Linked DNA regions of Homo sapiens: all the other regions are linked to region 2. Evidence: chromatin contacts called from ENCODE Hi-C or POLR2A ChIA-PET data. All regions are on one chromosome and are shown on one strand. The core of a region is the stretch at or near the end of the contact, and the rest is flanking DNA. Distances in the headings are between cores, read along the strand shown. Region 1 overlaps AKAP13 (A-kinase anchoring protein 13). Region 2 holds the start of AKAP13 (A-kinase anchoring protein 13). Region 3 overlaps AKAP13 (A-kinase anchoring protein 13). Region 4 overlaps LOC105370952 (a long non-coding RNA gene). Region 5 overlaps AKAP13 (A-kinase anchoring protein 13).

Region 1 (5,361 bases), core at 1,822-4,321, 290 kb after region 2:
AGGTAGGAGGATTACTTGAGACCAGGAGTTTAAGGCTGCATTGAGTTGTGATTGCACCACTGCACTCCAGCCTGGGTGACAGAGCAAGACTCTGTCTCCAAAAAGAAAAAAGAAAAAATAAAGACTACGTTAATCTGCATAGATTTAAATATTCCATCAAGGCACACTTTTTAAAATTAGGAAAGTATCCAGGATATTAAATTGAGTTTTTCCTTCTTATCTGAGACCATCTTTTACCCTCTCAATAGTAAACTGAATCTTGAAATACGCTACATATCGTTATTAATTTTCCCAATTCTCTAAAACATATCCCAAGTTTCTCCTTTGTAGGAAAAAAATTAAAAACAAAACTTTCTTACTACACCTTCCAGGAAATGTCAGTTGATTCTCTCTCCTTCCCATCCCTACCAGAATTCTTTTTTTAAAAAATTATTATTTTTACACTTTAAGTTCTAGGGTACATGTGCACAACGTGCAGGTTTGTTACATAGGTATACATGTGCCGTGTTGGTTTGCTGCACCCATTAACTCGTCATTTACATTAGGTATTTCTCCTAATGCTATCCCTCCCCCAGCCCCCTACCACACAACAGGCCCCGGTGTGTGATGTTCCCCGCCCCGTGTCCAAGTGTTCTCATTGTTCAGTTCCCACCTATGAGTGAGAACATGCGGTGTTTGGTTTTCTGTCCTTAGCGATAGTTTACTCAGAATGATGGTTTCCAGCTTCATCCATCTCCCTGCAAAGGACATGAACTCATCCTTTTTTATGGCTACATAGTATTCCATGGTGTATATGTGCCACATTTTCTTAATCCAGTCTATCATGGACATTTGGGTTGGTTCCAAGTCTTTGCTATTGTTAACAATGCCATAATAAACATACATGTGCATGTGTCTTTATAGTAGCTTGATTTATAATCCTTTGGGTATATACCCAGTAATGGGATCGTTGGGTCAAATGGTATTTCTAGTTCTAGATCCTTGAGGAATCGCCACACTGTCTTCCACAATGGTTGAACTAGTTCACAGTCCCGCCAACAGTGTAAAAGCGTTCCTATCTCTCCATATCCTCTCCAGCATCTGTTGTTTGCTGACTTTTTAATGATCACCATTCTAACTGGTGTGAGATGGTATCTCATTGTGGTTTTGATTTGCATTTCTCTGATGGCCAGTGATGATGAGCATTTTTTCATGTGTCTGTTGGCTGCATAAATGTCTTCTTTTGAGAAGTGTCTGTTCATATCCTTTACCCACTTTTTGATGGAGTTTTTTTTTTCTTGTAAATTTTTTTAAGTTCTTTGTAGATTCTGGATATTAGCCCTTTGTCAGAGGGGTAGATTGCAAAAATTTTCTGCCTTCTGTAGGTCGCCTGTTCACTCTGATGCCTACCAGAATTCTTAAGAGAGCATCTATGCTCCCTGCCTTCTCTTTTTAAAATTTTATTTATTTATTTACTTATTTAGAGACAGGGTCTCACTCTGTCGCCCATACTGGAGTGCAGTGGTGCCATCACAGGTCACTGCAGCTTCAACTTCCCCAGTTCAAGTGATCCTTCTGCCTCAGTCTCCCAAAGTGCTGGCATTACAGGTGTGAGCCACTGTGCCTGGCCTTTGCCTTCTCTTTATCACCATCTAATCATCTCTTAATTTCTGCTGCTACCAGTCTCTTGAAACTCCTGTCTTGAAGGTCATGGATTTCCATGTCAGCCAAATCAAAGTGACTTCTTAGTTCTCATCTTCTGGATGTCCTCATTATCACTTACCACTTTTGACAATCCCTTGGGGAGCTTTTGAGTTGAGAATTCAAATTATTTGCTTTTATATCATTGTACCTCACTGCAAGTCTTTTCTCTTCCTCTTGGGTCAGAAGACTGATTAATTTACGAAAGCATTCTGGGATGCATCTTATTTCCTCCAAATGAAACACTTACAATTTAAAAAAAAACTGTTTTTGAATAGATGACTGGAGTTTGAGGCAAGAATCTAATGATACATTTCTAATTAAACAAAAACATTGACAACCTCTTCCTTGATTTGCTGAGTAGGACTTTGTGTAGAAGTTTAAATTTTTATTGCATCCTACTATGAAGCACTAACATGACCAAATATAAACTTGACACTGAAGGATTATCTTAGTAATTATTGTAACACTTATGCTTGTGTGAGACCAGACAAATAAAGAGATTTAGGCATAATGAAAATCAGTTGAAGAGTGAATTTTGCCCCTTTTAAAAATTTTTCTACTTGTTCTGATACTTCAGAAGGAGTTAGAAAAAATAAGAATATGAAGAATATGCTTGTTGAAGCAAGTGATTTAGATTTACTCAGCCTAATGGTAACAGAGAAAGGAAGAAAAAAATAGGAACAATTCTTGGATGGCTACTGAGCACAGCTTTGCTAAGGGTAAATAAACAGTGAAAAAATCTTTAAAATAAATTGCATTTCAAATTTATAGAATCCTTTGGAAATCATTTACAAGATGAGGTAAAATACCAAAATTGTGGATTTGTAAACAGAATCATAGGCCAAGACTGACATATCCCTTCAGATTTAGCTCCAGCTCATTTAAATGACTTGCCTAAGGCCGTGTAAGTGGCTATTAGCTGAACAGTATTAAACTCAAGAGTTCCTGGCTATTAATTTCTCTGCTTTTTTCCAGGTTTTTGGAGTAGGTGAGTTTTCAAGGAGGAAATAAGAATGATTTAATTTTCTTAATATTATTTATGTGATACCTTTTCTAAGATGGATATTTCCGGGAATTTGACAGATAACCCTGCATTTTAGTAAGACGTTACTACTACTGATGTGTTTCTAAAATGGACTGTCTTTCTGAAGTGGACTTTCTGATTCAGTCTTTCTAGATAAAGTTGTTGTTTTAGTGCCTTGCTATGCTTAGCCTTCCTGGAATCTCTACTTACCCATAGTTTTTATCTTGTATGGAACCTCAGAGTAGGCATTTGAGCTGCTTGTTTCACTCTGATCTAGACGAGTTGCCTGTAGCCAACTTCCTGTTAAAAGTCTCTGCCTTTCACTGAGGTCATTTTTTAGACCTCACAGTTGTATTTGAAACATAGCAACTGTTTGCCTCAGCTGCCATGGTTACACATGAAACAAGCTCTAAATAATCAGAAGTCTGGCCTAAGTGAGTCAAGTTCATGCTAGTAACGGATTTTTCACTGCTTCCCTTTCAATATGTGAGTCATAAGGAGGCAGATTTCATTCTGTGAAGGGAAAGGATTAATGATAAAGTCAGTTAACAATTGGAATGGGCTCTTATCACCAGAAGTGTGCTAGTGGACACTAGATGACTGTCTTTCAGGGATGTTGTACCAGGAACTTCTGCAGGTGGTTGGATTACATGGTCTCAAAGCTGCTGTGAATTTACTGAGAGAGTTAAATTATCAAATTTCAGTTACCTTTACGTTCATGTAGAATCACTATCATCTTAGAAGAGGATAGGGAAGAGATTTAGGCTTCTTTCCAGATACACTGTTGTTTTGTTTGTGATCTTAAGACACTTTACTTGAATCTCAATTTCCAATTATTTAAAATCAGAGGCCAGGCCTGGTGGTTCACACCTATAATCCCAGCACTTTGGGAGGCTGAGATGGGTGGATCATTTGAGCCCAGGGATTTAAGACCAGCCTGGCCAACATGGTGAAACCCTGTCTCTACCAAAAATACAAAAAATTAGCTGGGCGTGGTGGTGCACCCCTGTAATCCCAGCTACTCAGGAGGCTGAGGCGGGAGAATCGCTTGAACCTGGGAGGCAGAGGTTGCAATGAGCCGAGATCATGCCACTGCACTCCAGCCTGGGCGACACAGTGAGACTCTGTCTCAAAAATAAAAATAGGCTGGGTGCGGTGACTCACGCCTGTAATCCCAACACTTTGGGAGGCCGAGGCAGGCGGATCACAAGGTCAGGAGTTCGAGACCTGCCTGACCAACATGGTGATACCCCATCTCTACTAAAAATACAAAATTTAGCTGCGCGTGGTGGCGCGCACCTGTAATCCCAGCTACTCAGGAGTCTGAGGCAGGAGAATTGTTGGAACCTGGAGGCAGAGGTTGCAGTAAGTAAACCAAGATTATGCCTCTGCACATCAGCTGGGTGACAGAGTGAGACTCTGTCTAAAAAAAAATAATAATAAATAAAGTAAAATCAGAATACTATTACTGATATTCTACTATATCTGTATGAAGAAATATTTAGATTTTCAAAGAACAAGTATTGTATGTAGTTTGATATTTCCAGTGAAATTATTTTTAAGTGATTATGCATCCAGCAGATATTTATTAAGTACTTACTAAGTTTGAAACATTGTTAGATGCTATGAGGGATACAGAACCACTGTAAAGAATGGATACTCTAATGATCCCCATTTTACAGATGAGAAAACTAAGCCTCAGAAAAGCTAAGTAACTTCTCTGAAACTGAGCAGCTGTTAAGTAGCAGGAGCAGACTTTAACCTAAGTCTGTCTGACCACAAGGCCTGTGCTCTCACCCGCTTCTTCACTGCCTTATTTTACTATGTGGGTCTAATTATAAGGTTTTATGCTTATCTAGAAATATGAGAGTATATGCTTACAACGTGTTCTTCACTTTTTTACTTCACAGATATGTCACAGATCTAAGCAGCAGGGATTTAATTACTGTACATCAGCCATTTCCTCTCCATTGACAAAATCCATCTCATTAATGACAATCAGCCATCCTGGATTGGACAGTGAGTATACTACTTTTTAAAAAAATTAAATATATTAAATCTTAACCACTCTTCCTATTATTTTTCTCACTTTAAGGCCCCATAACATTACCTGCCAAAATTTGCTTACTACTTCTTTGAGTGAATGGCTCAGCACTTAAACAGAAAAGGTGGCATAGAGTTTATCTTGAGATCTTCTTCCTTTTACCTAAAAATATCCCTAATACATTAAGTTTATTGTATTTGTGGGCATGAATCTGACACACTTTTTAAAATTTTTTTATTTTGAAATAATTTTAGACTTGAAAAATAGTTACAAATAATATTCACTGGGGAAAAAATTGCAAAAATAGTACAAAGTATTCCCATGTATTCTTCACGTCCAGTCCTCAAATGTTAGAATACTTGTTTCGCCAGCCTCTCTCCCTCTCTTTATCACTCCCCTAAAGATTTTTTCTGAAACACTTGAGAGAATAAGTTATATCCATAACTCTCCTTTACCTCTAATTTAGTGTATATTTCCTAAAAACAAAGATATTGTCTTATATTACCATAGTATATGGGTACCATATACTGGCCTTCTCTGGCTACTGAGTGCTAGCATTAGTATATAAGAGTACCTTATACTCTTATATACTGTGGTAGTACTGTATTAC
Region 2 (5,786 bases), core at 2,526-5,025:
CAAAGCATGATCAGGACACTATTTCTATCACAAATGCAATACAATGTCCACTGCTGTGAAGGAACACTGGGATATACTTGTTCCAGTGCTTCTATTATCAAAGTGGACAGGTTAGACAGTGTGAGCTTCAAGAGAAATTTATGCTCTTTTAACTGTGTTAATTTTGTTTTTTCTTTGCTTTGGCATTGCCAGGAACTCTCTGTAAAATGGGATTTATTCTTGTTATATTTTTAGGTATTATATAGAACCTGTGTAAATCAGTTGGGAAGATATATAAGTCAATGGAGAGATAGTTCAGAGATACAAAACCCCACCACTGTTTAGTAAGGCATCTTTCCTGGCTTGCGAACTTACTGAGAGTACATGAGGAAATGATTAAACCTGCAACCTCTTTCTGTGAAATATGGCATACTATGTAGAAATATTTGGTACACCTTGGAAGAACAAGTCTTTAGTATCAGGGACACTCAGTTTGAAGGCTCCTTGTAATAGCTTCTTCTGTACAAGTTCACTAATGTGAAATTCATTGAGTCCATACTGTGAACCAGACACTATTAGAGGGGCAGGAGAGAGGGGGTAAACACAGCATACTTCAAGGAGCTTACATTATAGTGGGAGGAGCCAATAAACACACAAGATAAATAAGGTACTTTCAGATTGAGATAAATGCTATGGAAAAAACTGAGTAATACGCAAGAGAGGGACTAGATTAGAGTGGGTCAATTTAGGGAGGGTGGCCAAGGAAGGTTTCTCTGAGGAGGATCATTTGAGCTGAGGCCTGAATGATGAGACGACATCAGCCATGCAGATAACAATTTAGGAATTCCCAAGGAGGACAGAGGGCTCAACCGTTTGGGGAATTTAGGGTAGACTCCTGCCTTCAAAGTTGGGTTTCAGGCTGGGCATGGTGGTTCATGCCTGTAATCCCAGCACTTTGGGAGGCCGAGGCGGGCAGATCGCCTAAGGTCAGGAGTTCAAGGCCAGCCTGGCCAATATGGTGACACTCTGTCTCTACCAAAAATACAAAAACTAGCTGGGTGTGGTGGTGTGAACCTGTAATCCTAGCTACTTGGGGGGCTGAGGCAGGATAATCGCTTGAACCGGGGAGGCGGAGGTTTCAGTGAGCCGAGATCATGACACTGCATTCCAGCCTGGACAATAGAGTGAGACTCTGTCTTAAAAAAAAAAAAAAAAAAAAAAGTCGGGTTTCAAAATAGCTACGTCAGTAGCACCTGGGAGCTTTTTAGAAATGCGGAATCCCAGATGCCACCCCAGACTTACTGAATCAGAATCCACATTTAACAAACACTCCCAGGTGATTTGTAAGCACAGTAAATTCAAGAAGTGCTAGACTCTTAACTTTTCCTGCAGCCCACTGGAAAGGTGTAAATCCTGCTGAGGCGGGGAGCAGGGAACGGTGTTGTCAGTGTCCGTAGAAAGATGACATGGTAACATTTACTGCTGCCTCTGAAACAAACAAGCTAGGTTCTAAGGGGGAAGTTCACTGGGTTATCAAATGTTAGGGTCCAAGTGATTTTCTTGGTTAGCACTCTTGCTTCACAGAAGACTCAGGTTCTTTGAGAAGTGACCGGCTCATGATAGGCTGCTTCTCTCTCTGTGCCAGCCTTTTTTTTTTTTTTTTTGAGATAGGGTCTGGCTCTGTCACCCAGGCTGGGGTACAGTGGCATGATTTGGCTCACTGCAACCTCTGCCTCCTGGGCTCAAGCAATCCTTCCACCTGAGCCTCCCAAGTAGCTAAGATTTGGGCTACCATGCTTGGCTAATTTTTGTATTTGTTAGTACAGATGGCGTTTCAATTGATGCCCAGGCTGGTCTCGAACTCCTGGGCTCGAGCAATCTGCCCTCCTCAGCCTCCCAAAGTGCTGGGATTACAGGTGTGAGCCACCGCGCCAGGCCTTGTGCCAGTTTTTAAAAATCAACAAGGACAGATTAGAGAACAGTGGAAGAGGGTGAGCAGCATGATGAAGTGATACAGAAATAATTTCACATGAAGAACTGGGCATGTTTGGCCTTTCTTTTCTTTTCTTTTTTTTTTTTTAAAGCCATTCGGTGAGGGTTACTTAAGAAAATAGGGCCGGGTGCGGTGGCTCATGCCTGTAATCCCGGCAATTTGGGAGGCCGAGGTGGGTGGAGCACCTGAGGTCAGGAGTTTGAGACCAGCCTGGCCAACATGGTGAAACACTGTCTCTACTAAAAATAAAAAAATTAGCCGGGTGTGGTGGTGGGTACCTGTAATCCCAGCTACTTGGGAGGCTGAGGCAGGAGAATCGCTTGAACCCTGGAGGTGGAGGTTACAGTGAGCTGAGATTGCACCATTGCACTCCAGCCTGGGCAACAAGAGTGAAACTCTGCCTCAAAAAAAAAAAAAAAAAAAAAAAGAAAAAAGAAAAAAAGAGAAAATATATGTGAGCACCAGAGCTCAACATTAGGAGCATTTCTGAGATTTGGAGCTATTCAACAATGGAAGTTCCTGGCACACACATCAGGTATTCACAATACCCTTTCTCAGGTGTTTGGTCACTGCTAGTGAGCCGCCTGGATCAGTGTTTCCCAAATGGCAGTCATTTGCATCTTTGCTTTTCTTTTGGGGGCGGGGGGGTAATATCCTGTACCAGATTTTTGAAAACTGACATTAAAAATACATGTTTAAAATGTGCAAAGTGCACTAAAGTGCACTGGATGTATTTTTTATTCATGTATATACTTTTGTTATCTATCACCCAGGTCAAAATACAGAACCAGCACCCCAGAGGGTTCCCTCCTCCTCCTTCCCAGCCAATAATCTTCTCCTCCTACCTAACCGCTGTTCTTACTTCAATCACTATCAACTAGTTTTACACGTTCTTCAACTGCATATAAATTGTCTCAGTTTTTTACTTAACACTTTTCTTGAAGTGCTTTCGTTTTTTGCCACTTTTTATTTGACCTAAGAAATAACATTAATGAAACAGTGGTTTGACGTGATAGGCATTTCCCTCCTAATGCGCACTAAAAACACTTAACTATTTGAAAAAAGAAGTTTCTTCGTGTACCAACTAATATATTCTCCGCCCTGTCTCCAGAAACCGCCCTTCCTCTGTGGGCCGGTGGTTACCGGCACCATTGGTACACGGACCACATTTTGTTTCCCAAAGCAACCAGATGATTTTTGAGGTCCTTTGCAGCTCGAACACGGAATGACTTTGTGGTGATCGAGTAGCCAGAAGTTCACGGAATGCACTGTCACAATTGTGATTCCGCCATAGCGCCGTGCATCCATCCAACACTTGTTTAATACCTATATTTAATACCTAATACCTTAGACGGTCCTAGGCTGTGGACACAGAAGACTAAACCCCACTTCCTGAGTTGAAGTGGGGGAAATAGAGGAGTAAATCATTTCACGATGTGTGGTTAAGTGCTGCAGCTCAGGTAACCACCAGTACACAGAGGAAGGGCGGTTTCTGGAGACAGGGCGGAGAGGAGACCGTGGGTGGGCATTTCCCAGAGCAGCCTCTGCCAGCCACCCTACTTTGATCACTTTGCCGCCGAGCAGCAGCGGCGGTCAACCTCAGCCTCCCTTAGCAACCTGAGTGCCCCGTCCAGGAGCCTTACTATTGGTCTCATGCAGCGAGATGGGCAGTTCTGCCGTGCAATCCCAGCTCGCAGTTCTTGCTCCGCGTGTACTCACGGGAGGACTCGCAGGCGTTACCGCCTTCCCGCGTGCCCCGCCCACCCTCCCGAGCGTCTTTCGGCGCATGCGCGGACTGGAGCTGTGTGCAGGGCCAGCGCGGAGCCCGAGCAGCCGCGGTGAAGCGCCTGTGCTCTGCCGAGACTGCCGTGCCCATTGCTCGCCTCGGTCGCCGCCGCTTTAGCCGCCTCCGGGGGAGCGGCCGCCTATTGTCTTTCTCCGCGGCGAAGGTGAAGAGTTGTCCCAGCTCGGCCCGCGGGGGAGCCCCGGGAGCCGCACGGTGAGAGCGCAACTTAGTTGGCGGAGTTGGGGGAAGTTTTGTGATTTGTGGGTCGGGGCGCGGAGCGCGGCCAGTCCCCTGCGGTTGCTCGGTGGGGCGGGCCCCGGAGGAGGGGCGGGGGCTGCGGGGGTTTCGGGGGCGGGCTGGACAGACGGGTCGCCGGGCGGCGCCGGGACCTCAGGTCTGCGGACCCCTCCTCCCTGCGCATCGCCCTTCTCCCGCATTGTCTGCTTGGGGCTCGGCGCGCCTCCCACTCCGCAGCCCAACTTAGAGGCCGTCGCCGCTTTCCGGGTGGGGGGCGCGCCCGGCCGCCGATGCTACCTCAGGCGCTCCGCCCCCAGCGAGGCCCCGAATCCTTGCCCCGGGTCCCCGGGTCGGCGCCGCCGGGGCGGGCTCACTCCTCCCCTGGGGCGGGCGGCCGCGGTGTGGAGTCCCCGCCGTGGAGTCCGCGCCGTGAACAAGTGCTGCGGGCGCGAGGGAGCGGCTCCCCGGGGTCGACGCGGACGGTAAACACGTCGGGCCGCGCCTGCCTGTCGGTGCCTCTCCGCGGCTTCTCGGGGGTGCGGCCCAGCTGACCCGCGCGGGTCGCAGGCGAGCGGCCCAGGAGACCCGTGCGGTCCCCACGCGCTCTGGGACCCGTGCAGCCAGCCGGCTCAGCTTGCAGCTATACTTTGATACCAAACAAAACTTTTTTTTTTTTTTTTGGTAAATACGGTTTACTGCTTTTTTTTTTTTTTTTTTTTTGCAAAGCCACGAAGTATGTGAAGTTGAAAAAAGGAAAAACCCTAAAACTTTTTAAAAAAAAATCAAGAAAGGGGGTAGATAGGTTTGTTTTGTTTTGGAAATAGTTCTTATAGCAGAGTGATACCGTCCCATTTAATTTTCTAGATCCCGGAATTCACAATGAAAATTGGATTGAGCGGTATTTTGGTGTTCATTCTTTGCTAATGACACTCCTTAATGAAGTTATTTGGAGAGTTTATTGCTTCAGTACAGTAAAAACCAGTGTGCCTTTTTTTTTGTTAGTAGTCCCCCCCACAACAAGTGTTTTATTTTTAGAAGAAGCATTTTCTTCAGTTTTTCTGAACTGTTGGATTGCGCAGATGAGGACAAACGGTGCAGTTCTTGAAAGGTCATTATTGGCAAGTTTGTGAAGAAGCTAAGATCAGTTGAGATAAATCATTGTTACTATTCTTGTATTCTGTCGTGGACTCTTGGGGATTTGCAGGCTGCATTAAGTACAAGTTTTGTCAAGTTTGGGTGCACATATTACACTTAATTTGGTTTGTGTGGCTTATTATATGAACATGATTCTGTTTCAGTTCCCCAGATGGAACTAGCTTAAATGTCTGTCATTCATAGTGGAGCAAAATGGCCAGAGTGTCATTTATTGTTAACTTCAGTTGTATTCCTTTACCATCTGCTAAATGAAAAAGAAAAATTTGAGAAATACTGTGTGTGTCAGTTTGCTCAGAGTGATTTCTCGTGCTAAGTGAGTCCTGTGGAGAAGCGTTCCTGGGCTTTTCTGGTTTGGTGGGCCTTGTGTTATAAAACCAATTTTCTTCACCTGATGAAGCTAAAGACAAATTTTCTTCAGGTACAGCCATTGCACTTTTAAATTACAGAGCCGCTTTTAGGATTCACAGTACTCGCTCCATGGCTTCCCTTCCTGGTTGTGTGGTTTTGTGTGTGTGATTGTGGGGAAGGAGGTTGACAGAGGTTGGAAGGGATTGTCAGGGAGGGACATAATGTAAGCAAGTACTACTTACAACATGACGTGACGAGTGCACTAGTTGCTTTCCTTCTCTGGGCGGT
Region 3 (5,672 bases), core at 1,386-3,885, 270 kb after region 2:
AAACTATTAGTGTTTCTTTGGTTTTGTCATCACCTTGTACTGTCAGTTCCTTTTGAATTTGCTTCCCCCAAAACCTCCAAGTAGAGTTCTCTTTAACTCCTAGATAGCCAGGTTTCTTGCCCTGTCCCTCATCATTTAGTGTCACCTACAAATTTGATAAAGCATGCCTACCTGGTTGTCCAAATAACACATTAACTTGCTTACAAAAACAGAGATGCATGACTTTTATCTTCTTTTTTTTTTTTTTTGGAAATGAAGTTGCTCTCTGTCACCTAGGCTGGAGTGCAATGGCGTGATCTTGGCTCACTGGGCTCACTGCAGTCTCCGCTTCCCGGGTTCAAGCGATTCTTCTGCCTCAGCCTCCCAAGTAGCTGGGATTACAGGCACCTGCCACCATGCCTGGCTAATTTTTTGTATTTTTAGTAGAGACGGGGTTTCACCATGTTGACCAGGCTGTTCTCGAACTCTGGCCGCAGGTGATCCGCCTGCCTCAGCCTCCCAAAGTGCTGGGATTACAGGCTTGAGCCACCATGCCCGGCCATGACTTTTATCCTTAAAACTTCTTAGGGCCAGGCCCAGTGGCTCACACCTGTAATCCCAGCACTTTGGGAGGCTGAGGCAGGTGGATCACATGGTCAGGAGATGGAGATCATCCTGGCTAACACGGTGAAACCTCATCTCTACTAAAAATACAAAAAAAAAAAAAAAAAAAAAAATTAGCCAGGCATGGTGGCACGTGCCTGTAGTCCCAGCTACTCAAGAGGCTGAAGCAGGAGAATCGCTTGAACCCAGGAGGCGGAAGTTGCAAAAACTTATTGAAGGAAGCTCATATCCACTCAGTAATGGACTTGGGTTCTTGGTTTCACCATCCACAAATCTCTTTAACCGTGTTGGTACCCAGTCACATGTCACTTTTGTTTACAAAGTTAATAGCCTGGGCAACATGCCAAAACCCCATCTTTACAAAAAATAAACTGGACTTGGTGGCGTGTGCCTGCATTCTCAGCTACTTGGGAGGCTAAGGTGTGAGGATTGCTTGAGCCCAGGAGGTGGAGGTTGAAGTGAGCTGAGATCATGTCACCGTAGTACAGCCTGAGCAACAGAACGAGAACTTGTCTCAAAATAAACAACACAAAACAGAAAAGCAAAGTTAATAAGAGAGAATACCTTGCTTATTTCAAGCTACTAAGTTTTTAGGCTTCCTCAATGTACAAAGGTAGTATTTCTGTCACAGACCCCTCCCTCTAGCTTGCCAGGGTCCCTGTTCTAGTTATTGAACCGAAAACATTCTAAATGATAAATTTTTCCACTTTGGCATATTATGCCCCCAATTTAAGAGCTATTTATGGTAAGAAAAGTTAAATTATATTTCTGTTATTACTCAGTAGAACCTATAAGTTTAAAACAAACCCCATCACATAGTTGCTAGTAAAAGACTTTGGATTTTGAAGACAAAAGAAAAAAAATGCCCTCACTACCATGAGGAAAGCATTACCATTCAGGTATCTAAATAGAAGTAGAATATGCTTCTAAATCATCCTTTTATCTTTCTGTACCTAATATAAACGTGGCAGATGCATGATTGTCCTGTAGGAGCTATTTCAACCTAGAATTGGAGTAGCAGAGCTACTAATTTGACTGTGTCCTTTTATAGCTTCTTAATTTTGAAAAAAAGAAATAAGGAGGGAAGGAAGAGAAAAGAGTGAGAGAGAGATTTAAAAGACTGGTTGCTGGGGTGAAAAGGAAGTGGTTCTTTTTGTTTTTTGGTTTTTTTGTTTTTTTTTTTTCAATATTGGTGAATAAATTCTCTTTTTCAGAATGTGAGAACTTCCTGGATGTTGGACTGGGCAGAGAGTGTACCTCAAAACAAGGTGTACTTAAAAGAGAATCTGGGAGTGATTCTGACCTCTTTCACTCACCCAGTGATGACATGGACAGCATCATCTTCCCAAAGGTACTGTGTGGACCTTCCTTTCATTTTTGTCACACGGCTTTTGTGTTCCTATTTGGGCTTCCCAAACTCTTTTCCAACTTTTTCCCCCTCTTGTGCTCTCCTGTTTCCCTAAATATGTAACTCCTGCTAGTAAGTTGTGATCCAGCTAGCCTTGTAGGGCCTCACTCACTCTGAGAGGCATGTAAATGTTCTTTGGAGAAGGAAGCGCCAGATTACCAGGGTTTAGAAAAAGGCACTGGGCTGGGCATGGTGGCTCACGCCTGTAATCCCAACACTTTGGGAGGCTGAGGTGGGCGGACCCCTTGAGGTCAGGAGTTCGAGACCAGCCTGGCCAACATGGTGAAACCCCATCTCTACTAAAAATATAAAAATTAGCTGGACGTGCTCACTTGAACCCAGGAGGTGGAGGTTGCAGTGAGTCAAGTTCGCGCCACTAAACTCTAGCCTGGGTGGCAGAGCGAGACTCTGTCTCCAAAAACAAAAAAAAGGGAAAGAAAAAAGCATTGGCCAAAGTTATTTAATGTGAAATTGTGGCCAGTTAAATACAGATTTTGAAGCTCACTTGGGAGTCAGAAGAAATGGAAGTTCCTTTAGAATTAATTAAGTCAGATGACAGTGAACACTTCTCAGTGGGCAGCAAGGACCGCAGCTCAGACTATATGATGTCATATTTATAAACCAGCTGTAGAGTCATTTCTGGTTAATGTGTTTAGGCCTGAAGCTTCCTGCTGAGTGTGGTCATATCACTCATCCTCATCTAGCCTGCCTAATTGGAACTTTCTAGATCTCTGCAATAGAGCCCTTCCACATGAATCAGCTCACATTTGCATATAATTGGAGGCTGCCTAAGGGAGGTGGGGAATGGGGGTAGTTTGCTTTCTTTTGCTTATATTTGTTTCTAGTGGCAGCAAGTTCTGTTTTGCTCACCTGAGAAGAATAGAGGGCTTTCCCCACAGCAGAGATGGCAAATGCTACTCAATTATATGCCACAAGTGGTTTTCTTAATGGTAAGGAGGTGAAGAGGCGGAAACACTGTTGCATCTACCAACACGGTTCCTTCTAGTTTTATAATGAGCTCGGAGAAGTGGTGAGAGCAGTTGTGTTAGTGGGTGATTAGGTTGTCCAAGATGGTGAATGATGCTGTGTAGAAGTTACAAGAATAGGCCGGGTGTGGTGGCTCATGCATGTAATCCCAGCACTTTGGGAGGCCAAGGCGGGTAGATCACTTGAGGTCAGGAGTTCGAGACCAGCCTGGAAATGGTGAAAACCCGTCTCTACTAAAAATACAAAAAAATTAGCTGGGCATGGTGGCGCGTGCCTGTAACCTCAGCTACTCTGGAGGCTGAAGCAGGAGAATTGCTTGAACCCAGGAGGTGAAGGCTGAAGTGAGCTGAGATCACACCACTGCACTGCAGCCTGGGCAACAGGAGTGAAACTCCATCTCAAAAGTAAAAATAAAATAAAATAGAAGTTACAAGAAAAGAGACCTAAAGATTTGGGAATCAGGAGCATATCAGTGCCTCTGTGAATGTACCCTGTGTGCCTTCCTTTCATTTTTGGCCTTCCCTGACTTTTTTTTTTTTGAACTCATTGTCTTCCCAAGGTCTTTGGAAAGACTTATTTAATATGATGCAAACTTAAGGATTTCTATCATTGTCACTCATAGTGACTTGACAAAAAATTCTATGAAGTAAAAACTCCACATTTAGGACCGGGCGCAATGGCTCACGCCTGTAATCCCAGTACTTTGGGAGGCTGAGGCGGGCTGATCATGAGGTCAGGAGATCGAGACCATCCTGGCTAACACGGTGAAACCCCATCTCTACTAAAAATAGTGGTGGCGGGCACCTGTAGTCCCAGCTACTCGGGAGGCTGAGGCAGGAGAATGGCGTGAACCCGGGAGGCGGAGCTTGCAGTGAGCCGAGATTGTGCCACTGCACTCCAGCCTGGGCGACAGAGCGAGACTCCATCTCAAAAAAACAAAAAACAAAACAAAAAAAACTCCACATTTAGAAGATCTGCCTTTCTCTTTACTTAGGAAAAGAGAAATCAATAGTTTTATGTTATTTTATTTTTTTTTTAATAATATCAGAATTTAGGTAATTTCCACTGCGACTTTCGAGGTTTTAATTGTAAGGAATTCTGTTCCCCGCAAGGGGAATACCATTCTGAAGATATGTGTCGCTAAAAACATACTGAGATAAACAGATTAGATAGTATCTCTAAGTTCCAGCTTTAAAATGGGATCATTGATAATCATTGAAACTAGGTCATGGATATACAGAGATTTGTTAAACATTTATATATGTTTGAAAATTTTAACGTAAAAAGTTTTTTAAAAATGGAAGTGTCTTTGTTAAGAAATACTTCCTTGCAACCTCCTAGGTGCATGACAGCTTGTGCCTGGATGTTACCATCTCTGCAGACTCAGAGTTACTTCTGGTCACTTAATTGAATGGTTTTCTTAGCTAAGGAGAATTAGAATTTTCTATATTTCGCCGTCTTATTTTCCCAGAACCATTTACAAAATTGCTCATATAAATGGCCTGTGCTAGATTTGGAAGATTTTTTTTTTCAAGAATATTAGACATATAATTTTTAAAAGTTGAAGGAGGCCAGGCGTGGTGGATCTTAGCATTTTGGGAGGCTAAGGCAGGAGGATCACTTGAGTCAAGGAGTTTGAGATCAGCCTGGGCCAATATAATGGGACCTTGTCTCTACAAAAAATACCAAAATTAGCCAGACATGGTGGTGCACACCTGTGGTCCCAGCTATTCAGGAGGCTGAGGTGGGAAGATCACTTAAGTGTAGGAGGTTAACGCTGCAGTGAGCCGTGATGGCACCACTGCACTCCAGCCTGGGCGACAGAGCAAGACCCTGTCTCAAAAATAAATAAATAAATAACACCTACATTTTATACTAGACTGCTTAGGGAAAACCAGAAATGGTAGCTTCACTTTCACCTCCTCATGCATGCTTGAGAATGTCTGCATGGCCTGAGAAGAGATGGGGAGGATTTTTCTCTTAGTGTTTTTGCTGTACCAAAGTAGCCTGTGACCAGGAGAGGCTTTGCAATAAATGTTTGCTCTAGCATTAATAAAACCAAGGGCTGACTTACAAAAAGGAGAGAGACTAATATTGACAGGATACTTACTGTACAGTAGGTACTGAACTAAATTTTTAAAATATTTGATCTCAATTTGTCTGCCCAGCAACCCTGACAAGTGGGTGGTTTTATGCTCTTGAGGAAATAGAGGCACTGATAGGTAAAGAAATGTATCCAGAATTACTTAGTGGGTGAGCAGCCAACTTGAGGTTTGCATCTAGGCCTGACTCTAAAATCTGTTCATTTTTTATTTTACTCTCAACCTCCCCAAACCTGCTCTAATAGCCAGTGATTAAATAAAAGCGTGGCACTGGCAGATAGGCCATCAGCTGCTTCCTTAAAAGTCTTCCTCAGTGGTCACCCCCAGAGTGTGCTATGCAAAATATCAGAATGTCTTGCAGTTTGTTCCCAGGTTCTAACCCTCTTCTCCATCTCTAAAAAATAATCTGTAGGCGAGACATTGCAACATCTTTTTCTGTGAACCATGAGTGGTACATGAGGTCACTTCCTGCAGCCATTTGTGTCTCTGGCCTCACAGAGGTCTTTAACAGCCCGTAACGTTTGTCGTGACCTTTTCACCTTAACCCTGTCTTTCCATTCAGTATGCCTCCT
Region 4 (6,213 bases), core at 1,516-4,015, 460 kb after region 2:
TTCTCTCCTCTAATCTGCTCCCTTGCCACCTTCCCCACCTCCCCACTGGTCTAAGTCCTCTCTGTCTTCTCTGTTCTTCCAGCAAACTCCAATGTCATCTCCTCCATGAAGCCCTGGCTGCCACTCACAGAGAAGCAGGCTGAGTCCTGCACCAGGATGCCTGGCTGAGGAGCAGAGTGGCATAAAAGCATTTGCTCTTTGTTTGCAGGCCGCTGGGCCCAGGAGGCTGGGTCTGTTCAGGTAAGCTCCTTCTAATTTGCATCAACACTCATAAGGGGTAGGATGGCCCTGCAGTGTTGCTAGAAGTGATTTTTCTCTTCTGTTCGTTTCCATAAAATTTTATGGTACCTCTCATATACCATTCTGTGTTACTGGTATTTTTGTATTTGAATTGTCTTCTTATCTAGAAGGTGAGTTCTGAGAGTGCAGGGATCTTATCTTATCTTCATTCATTCATTCATTCATTCTTTCTTTCCTGCACTCACTCCATAAAGACCATTGAGATTCCACTGTGTTTGTTCAATTAAAGCTTGCTGAAAGAATACCTCAGTGAAATGCCCCCTGCCCAGGTAGCCTGTGCTCCTCCTGTATCTTCTTCATTCAATCCTCCCTGCTCTTTCATCCAGTTTACAGAATCAGACCCTCCACACACTGGCTTTTAGAGCTAGGGTCAGGTGTGGGTGGCCAAGCAGCATCTGATATGAGCAAAGGTGGCCCTGCTCTTCTCTGACCTCTTTACAGACCCCAAGTGCATTCTTTGCCAAAGCCACCCCAACCCCATTCTCTGCGAGCATTCCCTCCCCAGCTGCACCCTGCCCTCCCAACTCCTAGGATAGTCCACGTGGCCCTAGTAGTGTAGATGGAGCACATTCCAGGGCTCCCTCAGAGGGAGGACAGAAACTTGTGGAGCAGGAGGCGTCCCTTAAAGGAGGCAGGCAGAGAGGTGGGCCCTCGTCCCGGGTCAGGATCCTAGCAGGAAGCAGATACACCTTAGCTTCTACTGGGGAGTTGCCAGGAAACGATTGTGCGTCAGTCTGCACACTCCCAGTTGGTAGCTTCTGGAACATGGAGTAGAGAAACCTGGAAAAACTGAACAAGTAGAGCAATTGATTTTGTTCACACAATCGCAATAGGAAGAACACCCCAGATATGAAGATTAGAGTAATGGAAGGCAGGTTTTTTTTTTTTCAAGCAAACTTTTCATTGAATGTTAACAAGTTTTTACATACATGTGACCGCTACCACAATGAAAATACAGAACAAACATTTCCATTGCCCCCCAGAGTTCTCTTGTGCCCCATTCCATTTGACACCCCAGCCAATGGCCCAAGGCAAGCATTCATCTTCTTCTGTCATGATTATTTTTTCTACAGTTTTATATAAATTGAATTATAGGGTTTATAAGTACTCTTGATATCTGGTTCTCTCTCTTTTTTTTTTTTTTTTTGAGACAAAGTCTCGCTGTGACTCCCAGGTGGAGTGCAGTGGCATGATCTCGGCTCACTACAACCCCTGCCTCCCAGTTCAAGCGATTCTCCTGCCTCAGCCTCCTGAGTAGCTGGGATTATAGGTGCCTGCCACGACGCCCAGCTAATTTTTGTATTATTAGTAGAGACGGGGTTTCACCATGTTGGACAGGCTGGTCTCGAACTCCTGACCTCAGGTGATCCACCTGCCTTGGTCTCCCAAAGTGCTGGAATTATAGGTATGAGCCACTGCACCCAGCATGATTATGGTCTTAAAATACAGAGTGACTTATGATTTATGCCTGATTCTCTGGTGGCTGGGGAACCAAATAGTCTGAGAAAATACTTGGGTCAGTGGGAGCATTGGGATGACTGGAGGTGAGGAAGGGTTTGAGGTGTGAAACATCATTTATGGGAGGCTGTTGTTATGGAACTAGTCTCCTGCACTAGGCCCCAGCAGGCCAGACACCAGAATGGAGTCAGTTGTGCTAAGTGCAGTGTCATCAAACTGAACTTTGAAATGGGCCAGTTCCCCTAAAACATTCCATTTAATCTGCATCAACCTAAGTAATAAGGAAGTCCCCTCTGCTTTAACCCTGTAGGGAAAGTAACTTTGACATGATCAGTCCGTGTTTTGTTCTGTTTCTGCTTTCTGCCGCTCTTCTCTGCCTGCAAAGCCAACCTCCTGTGCTCAGCTCATTTTATAGGATGAGGTGTTGCTCACTTCTAGAATTGCAAATAAAAGCCAATTAGATCTTTAAGTTTGTGCTTCTGTCTTTTGACAAAGGTTCACAACTTCTCCAGCCCTCCACGAAGAAGCTGGAAGGAGCAGGGTGCACAGGCTCTTTGAAGATGCTGAGTGAGGTCCCAGGGCACCCACAGGAGCTGCCACCTCAGCTCAGGGGACACAGCTACTCTGAGCCCCTTTGCTCATGGGGGAAAGGGCGGGGGAAGCATGCTATCCCGCCCCCGCTCCCTACCCCAAAAAAGCTGCTTTGTCTTCAGAGGACCAGGAGTCCTGATTGGGCAGCCTCTGCCGGGAATGAAATGCATGTCCTTCGCACTTCCACTACCGTTCTATTTTCAGGCTGATTTATAACTAAAACGTGAAATAAGTGCTAGGAAAGCATTTAGCATTGTCTGACACTGCCTCAGCACACTCAGTTTCCTCTCTCTTCTTCATCAGAATCTCTGCCCGGCCAGGCAGCAGGCGCTGACTCTCGCACTGTCCGGTTCGAAGAGCTGTTTTCTGCAGGTACTTGCAGTAGCAGCTGGCCTGGGACCCACCCCCGGGCAAAGTCCGCTCCGGAGTCTGTCACTTCCCGGCGCGGGCCACCCAGCCCCTGGCGCCCTGGCGCTCAGCGCTCCGCGGGCGCGCCCTCTGGCGGCAAGAGCCCTGAACATTTCGCAAGCGGCGAAGGCTGGCGCGTGTTATCCTGGGCACCCACCGGACCGAATCGCTGGGCAGGGCTGCAAGGTGACTTGCTAACGCAATCAGACCAGAAAGGAGCGCGCGTCTAACTAAGCGGGGGAGGGGAGAAGCATGTTCATATTTTGTAAAATGCAAGTGGCACCTCTCCCCATTTTCCTCAAAATTTTATTCTGAAAAACTTTAGTACTTAAAAGTTCAAATGCTTTTACAGTGGACACACATTTATCTATCAGCTAGATTCTGTTATTCACATTTTACTCTATTGGTTTCATTGCATATCTGTCCATCTATTCATCCCTCTTTCCATCCTTCAAACTATCTTATTTTTTCTTTTTCTTGTTCTCTTTTTAATTTTTTTTTTTTTTTTTGAGACGGAGTCTTGCTCTGTCGCCCAGGCTGGAATGCAGTGGCGTGATCTGGGCTCACTGCAAGCTCCGCCTCCTGGGTTCACGCCATTCTCCTGCCTCAGCCTCCCGAGTAGCTGGGACTACAGGCGCCCACCACCACGCCTGGCTAATTTTTTGTATTTTAGTAGAGACAGGGTTTCACCGTGTTAGCCAGGTTGGTCTCTATCTCCTGACCTCGTGATCCGCCCGCCTCGGCCTCCCAAAATGCTGGGATTACGGTTGTGAACCACCGTGCCTGGCCCCATCTTATTTTTCAGATGCATTTCAAAAAGTAAATTGCAGACATTAGAACACTTCCCCCTAAATATCAGCCTTCAGCTTTTAAAGAAACAAATTGAAGAGATTGCTAATATTTATTTTGTTATAGTAGAATTCTTTTTTCACATGGTGTTCTTAAAACCCTTTGAAGTAGGTTTTATTTTCTTTTTCTTTTACTAAAAAAAAATTTTTTTTTGAGACGGAGTCTCGCTCTGTTGCCCCAGGCTGGAGTGCAGTGGCGGGATCTCGGCTCACTGCAACCTCTACCTCCCGGGTTCAAACGATTCTCCTGCCTCAGCCTCCCTTGTAGCTGGGACCACAGGCGCGAACCACCACGCCCAGCTAATTTTTATAATAATTTTTTATTTTTAGTAAAGATGGGGTTTCACTATGTTGGCCAGGCTGGTCTCAAACTCGTGGCCTCAAGTGATTCACCCACCTTGGCCTCCAAAGTGCTGGGATTACAGGCGTGAGCCACAGTGCCCAGCAGCTTTGTCCATTTTCTTTTCTTTCTTTCTTTTTCTCCTTTTTTTTTTTTTTTGAGACAGGGTCTCACTCTGTTGCCCAGGCTGGAGTGCAGTGGCACAATCTCAGCTCATTGCAACCCCCGCTTCCCAGGTTCAAGCAATTCTCCTGCCTCAGCCTCCCAAGTAGCTGGGATTACAGACATGTGCAACCTTGCCCGGCTAATTTTTGTATTTTTAGTAGAGACGGAGTTTCACCATGTTGGCCAGGCTGGTCTTGAACTCCTGGCTTCGAGTGATCTACTCACCTAGGCCTCCCAAAGTGCTGGAATTACAGGTGTGAGCCACTGCGCTTGGCCTGCTTTGTCCATTTTCTAATGGAGCTATTCGTGTTTTTATTATTGAGTTGTTTCAGTGTGGGTATTAGTTAGGAGATAGGGGGTTGGCTGAATTAGTTCACCATCTGAGCTATCTGGAGATAGATGGGTCACAGAACACTGTCCCTCCTCTTAAAAAATCAGATTTTTAAGACATTATACAATCTCAGGTAGGTCAAAATTCAAGTAAGGCAAATTGGAGTAGGATGCTCCAAGCCTCACTAGCCCTGTGGAGAAAGGCTCTCTGGCTGTGTAATCTTGAGTAATATTTAACTTTTGTGAGTCTCAGTTTTTGGGCCATTTTATAGGTGCATGTGCTCTTTTTTTTTTTTTTTTTTTTTTTTTTTGGGACGGAGTCTCGCTCTGTCGCCCAGGCCGGACTGCGGACTGCAGTGGCACAATCTCGGCTCACTGCAAGCTCCGCTTCCCGGGTTCACGCCATTCTCCTGCCTCAGCCTCCCGAGTAGCTGGGACTACAGGCGCCCGCCACCGCGCCCGGCTAATTTTTTGTATTTTTAGTAGAGATGGGGTTTCACCTTGTTAGCCAGGATGGTCTCGATCTCCTGACCTCATGATCCACCCGCCTCGGACTCCCAAAGTGCTGGGATTACAGGCGTGAGCCACCGCGCCCGGCCGCATGTGCTCTTTATGTGAGTCTAAGATGGTAAGGGCAGCAACTCGCCCTTGCTGAGCACCTTCCTCGTGCCAGGGGCTGGAGCAGGTGCTGCATGGGGGAGGCATGCTATCCCACCCCCCTCCCCCAGAATCAACAGGAGCCATTGCTCTTCTTTTTCACATCTGGAGGCTCAGCTCCAGCTCTCAGGGATGGCAGACTCAGGTCTCATGAAGGAAATTCACACTTGCATCATCAGAGTAACCAAAACCACTTCAGATTCATGATGGATGAAGGGCAGGATGACACATCCAGCTCTGACTTGGTCATCAGATGCAACAGGGATACTTTAGGATGTTTCTGCAGCATCTGCTGTGACAGGAAACCTGGGAGGCAGAGTTTCCTGCTCCAGTATTTTGTCTCTCCATGAGGGATGGCGTGGAGGCAAAGATGGCAGCTCTTGAGGAAGGCACTGGCTCACAAGATGGTGGCTCTTGGGGAAGACACTGCCTCACTTACAAGATGGCAGCTCTTGGGGAAGACACTGGCTCACAAGATGTTGGCTCTTGGGGAAGACACTGGCTCACTTACAAGATGGCAGCTCTTGGGGAAGACACTGGCTCACAAGATGGTGGCTCTTGGGGAAGACACTGGCTCACTTACAGGATGGCAGCTCTTGGGGAAGACACTGGCTCACAAGATGTTGACTCTTGGGGAAGACACTGGCTCACAAGATGGTGGATCTTGGGGAAGACACTGGCCCACTTCTGCATCTAGCCTCTTGGAAGGAAGGGGCAGAAGAGGAGGTCTGGTGGATGTACACAGAGAGTGAACATACAGTGGCCCTGTGCACTAGCAAACACGACTCTGCCGGTGGCCTGGAACGGAATGGGACTCCATAAGACCCCCGTTTCCACTCTTAAGTGAGGAGTGTGTAGGGAAATGTACAGGTGTTTTCTCTGCTCCCTGCAGGCTGTTTCTACTGCCTCTTGTCAGCCCAGCCTGGGTTTAACTCAGCAGTTAGTTCATTCATCTGTTCATCCATTCTCAAACATTTATGGCACATTTCCTCTGTGTCAGTGTTGTTTCAGCCACTGGGGTTTCAAACCCTCGGTCAGTCCCAATATCCTCACCATCAAGGAACAGAGAAGACAGCATAAGGGAGGCAAAATTTTTTACCTATACCCTCTTATGGT
Region 5 (5,497 bases), core at 2,715-5,214, 340 kb after region 2:
GTGCCAGTGGTAGGATCAACCTTTGGGGCATTTGCTTTGTCATATGAGCAGATAACTTACCGTCCCTCTGTCTCAGCTCCTCCATTGGTAAATGGTGAAGTGAAAATCTACCCTGATCCTTCTTTCCAGTTTTTTGGTAAGGATCAATTTGTGTTGCCTCTGGAGGTTTGTAGTACATGGAAATCAATAATTAGCATGTATTTTATGAACTGCATACAGAAATTCATTGATTTAGTGCAAAGTGAACATACCTTTAGAGGAATCATTGAGATTGCACACATTTGGGAATGATTTAAGGGCCTCATAGAATTATTAGGACTGCTGGCCTGAAGTAAGTAGTACAAACAGATACCTAGGTATGATGGCTGTTTGTCATGTCTGTCTAACTTATCAAGGTCAGATATTTAAGATTGTCTCATGAAAAACTCCTAGTGAATCTCATTGTTTTATTACTCTGTTTATGACAAATAGAAGTTAGAATACATTTTGCATTTTCCGTGTGCACAGTACATAAAGTTTCTTTAATTTTTTGTTGTTTTTCAAATCTGTATAACAGCTTTATTGAGATTTAATCCATATGCCATATAGTCTACCCATTTAAAGTTGAACCTCTTGAGTAACTGCCAGACTGCTTTCCAAAGCTGCTGCACCATTTCATTCTTTTGGGAGAATTTATGAGGAAGCGCTCTTGACTTTTACAACTAGACTGGAAACATTTTACAAAATGGTATTATGAGTTTGGCGCCCCATGGCATAACTTCTGTTCTCTTTTCTCTGCAGTTTTCAGGTGAGAATGCAGAACGTTTAAAGAAGACATATGGCAAGTTTTGTGGGCAACATAACCAGTCTGTAAACTACTTCAAAGACCTTTATGCCAAGGATAAGCGTTTTCAAGCCTTTGTAAAGGTATTGATAAGAAACATGAAAATCCCCGTTATTGTTGAGAGCCATGTGTCCCTGTCGGCTTTCACTAGAGCCTTTTTCATGTGATTCCTCACAGTCTGTTTACTCCCTTGCAGAAGAAGATGAGCAGTTCAGTTGTTAGAAGGCTTGGAATTCCAGAGTGCATATTGCTTGTAACTCAGCGGATTACCAAGTACCCAGTTTTATTCCAAAGAATATTGCAGTGTACCAAAGGTAAGTCTCCTTTCTAACTCGGTCTTGTATGGTCATGGACTGTTTCCTCTGTGGCCAGTAGTACTGGAAGCCCCATGGAAGTGCTATTTCATGCTTTAGTATGTCTAAAAGAGACCTTGTGTTTTATCTTGAATTTTGTTGAATGAAAATTTGGACTGTTATGTTACCAGACTTAGGATAGATGATAGCAAGAAGGAAAGGGAACACATTGATTCCATCCAGAGTTCAATGACCTGAACAGTATTCTGTTATCACTAGGCTGGGAGATAATTTCCACTAGTTATTCCCAGAAGTGCTAGAATTGCTGCTGTTTTTCACTTAATCAGTAATTACTGGTTTCTCTCTCTTGGCTAATTCTGTTCCTAGGTAGTTATTTTAAAGATTACAAGGCAGTACATTAAAAATTAAGTAAAACAAATAAAAAAAAAAAAACTTGGTTGCTCTTCCTGCTATTACTGTCCCTCCTAGAAGTCTTTAGTTCCTTTTATTTCAGAGCACAACATATGATTGCATATTATTTATATCATTGAAAACTTCTGACTTTTTTTAGAATCAAACTTATGACAGCAAGAAGGATAGGCACATGATCTCTGACGTGTTGGCTTCCCTCTGATAGCATAGTCACAAAGGGAAAAGATGATATGGAGTGAGAAGTCAGGATTCCCTTGCTTCTGCCCTTGTCCAAAAAGAGCCATAAAAAACAGAATTATTCTTTCCTTCCAAGACAATGAAGTGGAGCAGGAAGATCTAGCACAGTCCTTGAGCCTGGTGAAGGATGTGATTGGAGCTGTAGACAGCAAAGTGGCAAGTTATGAAAAGAAAGTGCGTCTCAATGAGATTTATACAAAGACAGATAGCAAGTCAATCATGAGGATGAAGAGTGGTCAGATGTTTGCCAAGGAAGATTTGAAACGGAAGAAGCTTGTACGTGATGGGAGTGTGTTTCTGAAGAATGCAGCAGGAAGGTTGAAAGGTAAGGCTTGGCTCTTTTGTCTTAAGTATGTGCCCAGGTAAAACAGGCAAAAATCCAAGTGCTTTTGTTGGAAATTCACTACCAGATTTTTTTCCCAGAGAGCCCATCTCTAAACACTACCCAGGAGCAACAAGCATTTAGTTCTTCGTAATCTTATATCAAAAATGGTTTGTGATGGCCTGCAAAATCATACAAAATAGAGGAAGAAGACAAAGAAATGATGCAGTCAGGGAAAATGGAAAATAAGGTTTTAAAAAAACAAAGCAAAGCGTAAGATTGGTGCACATATGCAAGCTGTCAAGGAAGGTGTATTCCCCTATAAGAGATGGACAGCCAGGTTGGAATTGGGATCTGTGGCAAAACTCACAAGGAGGGAGACACAGTCAGCGAGTTTCACAGAATCTGTGAGTTCAAAACACATCACTTGTTCACAAGAGATGTTAGAGGAGTTTGCAGCTCCAGACACCTAATAGAAAGTTAAGTTTAACCCACATCAATTAGATTTTTTTATTGTTATAATTTATGATATTCGTATATCTTTAAAGCAAAATAAATCATAAAGGATGCCCATTTTCCATTTGGTTTTAATTTTTACATTTCTAATAGTCAGCCGTATCAAGTTAAAGAAGCTATGAGGCTTGTTTTTTAATTTATGTGTACATTTGATTTTTTTTGTTTGTTTTCATCAAACCTATACTCCATGGGCCTATATGTTACACCAATAGCCTTGAATTATACCCACCCCGTCGCCCTGGCCTCAGTGAGCTGAGGACATTGAAGCAGGGTAGGCCAGTACTGTCAGCCTCACTGGCATAGAAAGAAGGTGGAGGAAATGGGTGCTGCTTTCATTTCTGAGGTATAAGTGATGATGTAGATAACTGCTATAGGAAATGCCCACGCATAGAACAAATGGTAAAGAAGTTCCAGGCAGTCAGCTGGTTTCAACAATGAATAAAGCAGGACACCCTGCTTAGAAGTTGAAATCAAAATGAAGAGCCTTGGAAAGAGATACCTGCTCTACAGTGTGGTGAGTGCTGGAATGGAGGAGAAAGCAAGAGGAATAGCAATAGAGTCAAGTCTTGAAGGATGACGGCACATAAGGAGAAAGTGTTCCCCACACTAAGGAAGAGAAAGTGGAAGCACAGAGTTGAAAGGGTGTGGCACATCCAGGGAAGAGTGGACACCCGGGACTCTCACGTGAGAGAGCAGAGTGAATGACAGGGGAGTGACGGGAAACCAGCCCAAAGAAACGGGAGGGGCCAGGTTGTAATGAGGTGCATTCTCCAGACTGAGGAGTTAACAGTTGATACTATTGATGAGGGAAGGGGGCAAAGAATGGGTTCAAAAACGAGAACGGCAAGCAGGAGAGGGATACATGAGGTGGTTTTTCAGTATGACAACTAGGGGCAGTTTAGAGTGCAGCTGGAGTGAAGAGAGACTGGTGACAGATAAGAGACTGTGCAGTGCTTTGGGGAAGAGCTCATCTGGGCCTGCATTGTAGCAGAAGGCATAAAAAAGAAGGGCAGAAAAGATTCAGAGAAAGAAATCTCCTTTCCCACCACCAGCTGGCTGTGTATTTCATGGTTCTGTGATAAACTTAAACTAAGGCTCCTTCCCTCCAGTCTTAATATTCCATGATGTTCTGAGAGCCCTAGCTCTCTTTGAGACTTTTACGCTGTCTGGCAGTTCAGAAATACCTGCCCCTTCTTGTAAAGGCCTGAATTTCCTAGAGCTGCTGTTGCCTGGATCCAGCGCTTTATTCTTTCCTTTACATAGCAATTTATTTATTCCCAAAATAAAAACTAGTAGATTCCAGCTGTTGCAATAAAGTTGTGGTCAAGCCAGCGGCAGAACGATAGGTTTTCTGGCCTAGAATGCCTCCTGTAGAGATAGGAGTTGGTGTTTAGTCATTTTCACCCCCAAGTGAATTCATGCCAAGAACAGCCAGTACTATGTTGGGTACTCTTTGAAAGGGGTGGGATTGTTTTTCTCTGATCCACTGACACTGATCATATAAACTTCAAGATTCAATGAAGTTAAAATGTGTGTCTCTGCTTTTTTGGGGGGAGGGGGAGGGTGCAGGCACCTGAATTATTTAAAAGTAAACTTTAAAAAAAAAACTTTTTCATAACTGATGGCAGTACACAGAAAATTGCAGTAGTTTAGCCTAAAAAAATTAGACCTCCCTAGGAATCAGATGTCCTTGCTTCTGTTTTCTTCATAGCTTTGCAGTGAATTCCACAGAAAGGGGATTTCAGTTGCGGCAGAGGTAGAAGAAAAGGTGGGGCATGGACTGCATAAATCAGTTCCATCCTTTCCCAGGGAATTGTGGACTTCACTTTCCACAGTGAAGATGTTACATAGGGGCCAACCTGCTAGCTCGAGATAGACTCAACTCCAGAGACATCAAACCATCCTCAGGAGACTAGTGGAAAATGTTACTACCTACTCCTAGAGGATTAGTCAGAGCTAGAGTTTAAGCTGACTATTGCATATGGAGCTGAGGAAAGAGCCCTATATTCACATGTACCTGTAAGACTGGAAGGCGCCTGCCTGTGTGGCCACTCTTTGTTCTTTTGAGGGCATGGAAGACGTCTTTTCATTAGACTTAGATATTTCTATACTTCATCTTTGGGCAGCATTCCTGTCTCCTGCCCCACACCTTTCCCATTACTGTAATTAGAAGTCGAAAAATATTGCAATCTGAGTATTTTTTGGAGTATCCTGCTATGTGTTGCTGTTTAACATCTGTACAAGTCCAGCTTTTCAGCTTTATTCTTAAAAGTATTTTATTCTTAAAATCTTGTCTTATGGGATATATCTTTCTAGGACTGAGTACTTAAACTTTTCCAAAACAAGGCTTTGGTGATAAATCCCATTTTAAAATGCTGCTAAAAATCTGGTGACCAGATCTGAATCCTGGAGAACTGTAAAACTGTTGCTTTGGAGGAGTGTGATCTCAGATCATAGTTTGCCCGTATAGGGGTGTATGTGTTGCTGAAACACCCTTCAATAAAAAACCTTCTGACTGTGGGTAACTATTAAGTAGTCATCGTTTTATCTTCCCTTCTCCCATTTCCATTTTCCAGAGGTTCAAGCAGTTCTTCTCACTGACATTTTAGTTTTCCTTCAAGAAAAAGACCAGAAGTACATCTTTGCATCATTGGTAAGCTGAATTGTTATTTTTGTAATAGTATTATAAGCAGCTAGTTTAGTTATGGAATGTAAGCACTATGTTATTGCTCTCCCCCGCCCTCTTAAAATTAAATGGCTCAGGACAAATTCCTCTGAGTAATTTCCCACATGCCCTCAGAATTTTCTGGCATCCCCTCTTCCCAAAAAATTATTATTCTGTTTCATCACAGTCTTCTTTTAGTGTCTTGGACA

Evidence for each region. Hi-C counts contacts between places; a loop is a spot of excess contacts on that map. ChIA-PET counts read pairs that join two places held with the same protein, here RNA polymerase II (POLR2A). Pooled maps may share reads with other maps.
Region 1: a pooled map shows a loop between it and region 2 (5-fold over the local background). The contact joins the enhancer-like site here to the promoter of AKAP13 in region 2. A Hi-C loop is called at or near these places in 6 of 50 pooled maps. POLR2A ChIA-PET finds 5 or more read pairs at or near these places in 2 of 52 experiments (PC-9 and WTC11).
Region 3: a loop to region 2 is called in a pooled map, with 5 times the contacts of the local background. The contact joins the enhancer-like site here to the promoter of AKAP13 in region 2. A Hi-C loop is called at or near these places in 4 of 50 pooled maps. POLR2A ChIA-PET finds 5 or more read pairs at or near these places in 3 of 52 experiments (PC-9, WTC11 and activated T-cell).
Region 4: a pooled map shows a loop between it and region 2 (3-fold over the local background). The contact joins the enhancer-like site here to the promoter of AKAP13 in region 2. A Hi-C loop is called at or near these places in 3 of 50 pooled maps. POLR2A ChIA-PET finds 5 or more read pairs at or near these places in 3 of 52 experiments (H1, OCI-LY7 and activated CD4-positive, alpha-beta T cell).
Region 5: a loop to region 2 is called in a pooled map, with 4 times the contacts of the local background. The contact joins the enhancer-like site here to the promoter of AKAP13 in region 2. A Hi-C loop is called at or near these places in 5 of 50 pooled maps. POLR2A ChIA-PET finds 5 or more read pairs at or near these places in 3 of 52 experiments (OCI-LY7, T-cell and activated B cell).

What each region holds. Positions count from the first base shown.
Region 1 is chr15:85,665,105-85,670,465 of GRCh38, forward strand. AKAP13 (A-kinase anchoring protein 13) reads left to right here. Exons shown (of 37, transcript NM_007200.5): 14 at 4,618-4,726. Among named protein-coding and RNA genes, the nearest start is that of LINC02883, 91 kb to the right of the region's middle. RefSeq lists an enhancer at 2,984-3,153. Within about 2 kb of position 3,072, at least 22 of the 41 ENCODE cell types and tissues checked have a DNase peak (open chromatin) inside an H3K27ac peak, as active enhancers do; they include PC-9, where a contact is called at or near this core.
Region 2 is chr15:85,376,828-85,382,613 of GRCh38, forward strand. AKAP13 (A-kinase anchoring protein 13) reads left to right here and starts at 3,776. Exons shown (of 37, transcript NM_007200.5): 1 at 3,776-3,971. It overlaps MIR7706 (microRNA 7706), which reads left to right and starts at 3,769; the gene lies at 3,769-3,835. RefSeq lists silencers at 3,627-3,706, 4,087-4,656, 4,313-4,480.
Region 3 is chr15:85,644,001-85,649,672 of GRCh38, forward strand. AKAP13 (A-kinase anchoring protein 13) reads left to right here. Exons shown (of 37, transcript NM_007200.5): 10 at 1,818-1,954. Among named protein-coding and RNA genes, the nearest start is that of LINC02883, 110 kb to the right of the region's middle. Within about 2 kb of position 2,636, at least 4 of the 41 ENCODE cell types and tissues checked have a DNase peak (open chromatin) inside an H3K27ac peak, as active enhancers do.
Region 4 is chr15:85,837,891-85,844,103 of GRCh38, forward strand. LOC105370952 (a long non-coding RNA gene) reads left to right here. Exons shown (of 3, transcript XR_932580.2): 2 at 83-240; 3 at 2,653-3,174. Among named protein-coding and RNA genes, the nearest start is that of MIR548AP, 15 kb to the left of the region's middle. RefSeq lists a silencer at 2,745-3,004. Within about 2 kb of position 2,766, at least 5 of the 41 ENCODE cell types and tissues checked have a DNase peak (open chromatin) inside an H3K27ac peak, as active enhancers do.
Region 5 is chr15:85,721,211-85,726,707 of GRCh38, forward strand. AKAP13 (A-kinase anchoring protein 13) reads left to right here. Exons shown (of 37, transcript NM_007200.5): 24 at 781-906; 25 at 1,020-1,137; 26 at 1,862-2,110; 27 at 5,200-5,276. Among named protein-coding and RNA genes, the nearest start is that of LINC02883, 35 kb to the right of the region's middle. RefSeq lists an enhancer at 5,157-5,497. Within about 2 kb of position 3,965, at least 9 of the 41 ENCODE cell types and tissues checked have a DNase peak (open chromatin) inside an H3K27ac peak, as active enhancers do.